Linked DNA regions of Homo sapiens: region 2 is linked to region 1. A link is an interaction called in ENCODE POLR2A ChIA-PET data of the cell type or tissue named here. Cell type or tissue: OCI-LY7. All regions are shown on one strand.

Region 1 (2,500 bases):
AACTGATTCTCCCACCTCGGCCTCCCAAATTGCTGAGATTACAGGCATGAGCCACCTCACCCAACTGAAGTACACATTTTAAATTAGTGCATTTGTATTTGGTGTAAATTGTACCTCAATAAAGTTGGTTTTAAAAGAAAAAAACTTCTGGGCTAGTCAAATCATAAACTCTAATCAGTTCTTTCAACCTGAATATACCTGGACCTATTTTTTAAAAGAACAAAAAAAGGTCAGGAGCAGTGGCTCACACTGTAATCCCAGCTCTATGGGAGGCCAAGGATCACCTGAGGTCAGGAGCTCAAGACCAGCTTGGCCAACATGGTGAAACCCTGTCTCTACTAAAAATACAAAAATTAGCGGGGCATGGTGGCATGCACCTGTTAATCCCAGCTACTCGAAAGGCTGAGGCAGGAGAATTGCTTGAACCCAGGAAGCAGAGGTTGCAGTGAGCCGAGATGGCACCACTGTACTCTAGCCTGGGCAACAAGAGTGAAGCTCCGTCTCAAAAAAAAAAAAAAAAAAACCAATAAACAGACATCCTCTTGCTTCAGTATTTGGCCACATGCTTTGATTTCCTGAAAAAGAATAAAAACCTAGATCCAAAAAGCAGGGTCGGAGGGAAATCATAGTTTCCACATGTTTTCTCATAAGATAATTGAGTGCCAAAGACAACACGCCAACAGGAGAAATAAAATTATGGCAAGAGCATGATGCTGGGTGGGAGGTCTTTTGAATCCCCAGCCCAGCTCCTCACCAAGGTGTGTGCTCTGGGGTGGAGGCTCAGCTGCCAGACACAACTGTGACTTGGAGTTTCTGTTCCACCTCAAACTTTCTCTCATGTGACAGTGGCTACACTGCACGGTGACCCCACTTTGATTGCCACTCTTCATAAGCCATGCACCACGACTTTCTTTATGGCTCCAGGTCCTATGTGTGTGAATTAGGACTTAGATGGAAGAAAATCCAGTTCTGGATTCTGGGTTCAAATTTGCTGGTAGAAAAATAGGGATTTGTTTATTTATTTTAGAGACAGGGTCTTGTGTTGCCCAGGGTGAACCCAAACTTCTGGGCTTAATCGATACTCCCACCTCAACCTCCCAAGTAGCTGGGACTTCAGGCACCTCACCCAGCTTTGTTACAAACTCTTTAACTCATGTATTCCTTACAGCAACGTTCTTTGCGAGATACTGTTATCACCCCTATTGTACAGATGAGGAAATTGAGATAGAGAGAAGTTCAGTAGCTTCATCAACATTATAGAAGGGACAAAGCCAGGCAGCAAACCTAGGCTGTCTGTCCTGATAGCTCATGCTTTTAATCAGCATGTTACAGTGCCTCTCCACACTGCAGAAGAAAATCAAGATGTGGACGCTGTTATGACCTGAATGTTCCTGTCCTCCCAAAATTCATATGTTGAAATCCTGTCAGTCAAGGTGATGGTAGTAGGGGTGGTTCCTGGGGAGGATGATTAGATTATGGGGGTGGAGCCCCCATGAACCAGATTAGTGTTTTTATAAAAGAGGCCCCAGAAAGGCCTTCAGCCCCTTCCACCATGTAGGACAGACAGAAACGATGCTGTCTAGGAGCCAGAAATCAGGCCCTCGCCAGAGGCTGAATCTGCCAGTGCCTTGATCTTGGACTTCTCAGCCTCCAGAACTGGGAGAAATGAATATCTGTTGTTTATGGGCTACCCTGTTATAACAAATAATAGCCCAAACAACTAAGACACTTTAAACCCTCACTACTCAAAGTGGGGTCCATGGATCAGCAGTCGCAGCACCAACCAGGAGCTTCTTAAGTATGCAGAGCCTGATCCTCCCTAGACCTACTGGCTTAGAGCTGGCATTTTAACAAGATGGGCAGGTGGTTCACTAAAGTTGGAGAAGAGCTGCTCTAAACAAGAAAGTGTTCAGTTTCTCTTGCTTTGTTTTGCTCTGTTTTTGCTTTTCTTTTAGTCCCAGGCTCCTCTGAGAATCTGATGAAAGTCATGGATCCCGGGCAAAAAATTGTGCACAGGATTTTGAAGAGGAGTTCATAGATTCATGTTCATGAAACCCTATTGTGGAGGATTTGAAGGTGCTGAGGACCAGTCCTTTATGCTTTCCATGCATTATTACATGTAGTCCTTATAAACCCACTGTCATTAACATGGGAACTTGGAGAGGTTAAGTAGCTTGCCCTAGTCATAGCTAGGAAGTGCTGACACCAGGGTCAAACTAGACATTCTGCCCTCAGGGCCCAACTATAACGCTTTTCTGCTGAGAGGGGTGACTCAGCTACAGTGATTCTGGGGAATATCCTGATACGACTTTCCCCTTCTCTGACAAGTTCATCCTCTCCACTACAGTATAGTTCCCATGAAGGAAGCGCCAATGGAGTGATGAGGTAGGGGCCACTGCCTACAGAGGAAGCTTGGCCGGATGGCAGGTGGATCCTAGCAATCCACGTGATGGTGGGTGTCCTGGGAAGGTCTCCTGTGTATCTGCCTGACACATTTCCA
Region 2 (2,500 bases), 540 kb before region 1:
TTGTCACTGGATTTGTGGCTTAGTGCTGTCACGTTTCCTATCTGAGGCAAATGCCATATATGTTTAGACCAGCCTTTCTCAATTGTGGCACTTTTGCCATTTTTGGCCAGTTAAATTCTGTTGTGGGGGCTGTCCTGTGCATTGCAGGATGTTTAGCAGCATCTCTGGCCTCTACCTACTAAATGCCAGTGCACCCTCCCTGCAGTTAAATGACCCCAAATGTCTCCAGACATAGGCAAATGTTCCCCGGAGAACAAAGTCATCTTTGGTTGAGGAACAAAATGAACCTATATTTAAGATGGTCTAAATGTTTCTGAGATGGTCTAAACATTTATAAGCTTAACAATTAACTTGAAACTCTTCAGGACTAGAGAAGCTATTTGTAAATTTAAACATCTGACGCCTTGAAACACCTTTATCATAAAGATAACTAAACCAGTGTTCTTTGTGAATGGCCAATGTGTCCTGCCAGTTTCTTTTTTTTTCTTTTTCCTATTCTGAGAAGCATGCCCTGCCAGTTTCTATCTCCAAAGAAATTTCAAGCGTTCAGTGTATTTGTTAAATTTCATAAAGTTTAAAAAGTTGAAAATGAAAAAGGAATTCTACGGTAGTTTTAAGTAGAATTTAGTTTTAAGAAAAATTAACCTCTTTTTAGCTAACAGCAATAAAACGAAGACTGCTGTGTATTTCTGTAATCTGAAAAATCTCGACTTTCTCAAAGGGAGCGCTACATAATGTATGATATAATTTATATCAGAAGAAAACATGTCCTAGAAATGTAACCCTCTTTCTTAGGACTTACATGTGCTCAGGGAGGTTGAAAACAACCTTGATTATGGAGGATGCCTCCTTAGCTGGGGATTAGCTATCCACTGTTCCCTTCCAGAAATCAAACTAATTTGTAAAACTCAGGACTGGCTACATAATTTGTGGGGCCCCTTGTTAAAAAAATTAAGAATTTGAACATGGTGACCACAGAGCATTAAGCCAAGCACGGCCCAGTGTGACTGCGTTGGTTGCCCACCCATGAGCTGGCCCTGGTGAAACTCTTTATTCATAGCTAAGAGTAAGGTTGTGGTCACAAATGCAAATCTAAACCGTGAAATGTTACTGCTGCCACTAGGCACCTGGAGTTTCTGCTTCCTTGATTGTTCTTCTGTTTCCAATGAGGAGTCTGCATGTATTTGGTCATCAATGCAATAATGTTACTAAGAAATCCTCCCATGATTGATTTTTCGTTTGCTAAAGAGGTAGCCAAATGTTTGTTCATTAGAGTCATGGGTACTGGAGCAACCTATTTATTCAGGCATTCATTGAACAACTATTTACTGAGCATCTGTTAGATGCCCGGCATTGCTCGCTCCAGGGCCACAGCTGTGAACAAGATGGAGGGTCCCTGCCTTTATGAGCTTATGAGCCAAACACATAGTCACACCGGCTCAGGCTATCACAATCTTAAGTGGTACTTAGGAAAGCACAGGGTGTTAGGGGAGCATGTGACCTTGAGACCTAACCTGGTTGAGGGGAGAGGGACTGTTCAGGGAAGACCTGCTTAAAAAATGATATTTAAAATAAGGCCTGGGGGCAGGTATGGTGGCTCACACCTGTAATCCTAGCACTTTGGGAGGCTGAGATGGGAGAATCGCTTGAGGCCAGGACTTTGAGACCAGCCAGGTCAACATAGCGAGACTCCCATCTCTTTTTTTGTTTTTTTTTTTTTTTGTAAAAATAATAATAAAAAAAAGGCTGAAGGATTAGTAGGAGTTAGTGAAGTACATTAGGGGATAAACTTAGAGGCTGAAAGAGTTGAGATCAAGAGTAAAATATGTCTTGGGTCATTTTTAGGATTTTGGACTTTAATGTCAGCATAGTGGAAACCCACTTTTTGTTTGTTTGTTTGTTGCAGACAGGGTCTCACTCTGTTGCCCAGGTTGGAATGCAGTGGCACCATCTTGGCTCACTGCAACCTCCACCTCCCAGGCTCAGGTGATCCTCCCACCTCAGCCTCCTGAGTAGCTGGGACTACAGGCACACGCCACTATGCCTGAGTAATTTTTGTATTTTTAATGGAGATGGGGTTTTGCCATGTTGCCCAGGCTGGTCTCAAACTCCCGAGCTCAAGCGATCTGCCCACATTGGCCTCCCAGAGTGCTGGGATTACAGGTGTAAGCCACCATCCCTGGCCACTAAAGTGTTTTTGATTTGTGGTTGTTTTGTTTGTTGAAGACAGTGTCTCACTTTGTTGTCCAGGTTGGAGTGCAGTGGCTATTCACAGGTGAGATCATAGCACACTTCAGTTGAACTCCTAGGCTCAAGTGATCCTCCCACTTCAGCCTCTCAAGTAGTTGAGACTATAGGCATGGGCTACCATATCTGACTAGAAGTAGTTTTATTTTAAACCCATCAAGTCCTGAGTCCTTCATGTTTTCTCTAAATTCTACTTAAAAATTGAATATACTTCTTTAGTTCATCTCTCTCACATTTTCTCAAAGGCAGATAC

Evidence for each region. Peaks named below come from ENCODE experiments on the same cell type or tissue, not always from the same donor. Only the 100,000 strongest peaks of a DNase experiment are listed, where the experiment ranks them.
Region 2: POLR2A ChIA-PET joins it to region 1 with 8 read pairs; 2 of 35 experiments call an interaction of 5 or more read pairs at or near these places.

The regions. Positions count from the first base shown.
Region 1 is chr9:76,997,847-77,000,346 of GRCh38, forward strand. No RefSeq gene overlaps it. Among named protein-coding and RNA genes, the nearest start is that of FOXB2, 21 kb to the right of the region's middle. In OCI-LY7, no CTCF peak of the experiment used is centred here; no DNase peak of the experiment used is centred here.
Region 2 is chr9:76,462,332-76,464,831 of GRCh38, forward strand. The region is part of intron 2 of GCNT1 (glucosaminyl (N-acetyl) transferase 1); the gene reads left to right. Among named protein-coding and RNA genes, the nearest start is that of GCNT1, 4.4 kb to the left of the region's middle. RefSeq lists a silencer at 1,072-1,121. In OCI-LY7, no CTCF peak of the experiment used is centred here; DNase peaks (open chromatin) are centred at 50, 1,080 and 1,370; H3K4me3 peaks cover 1,599 bases; H3K27ac peaks cover 2,500 bases.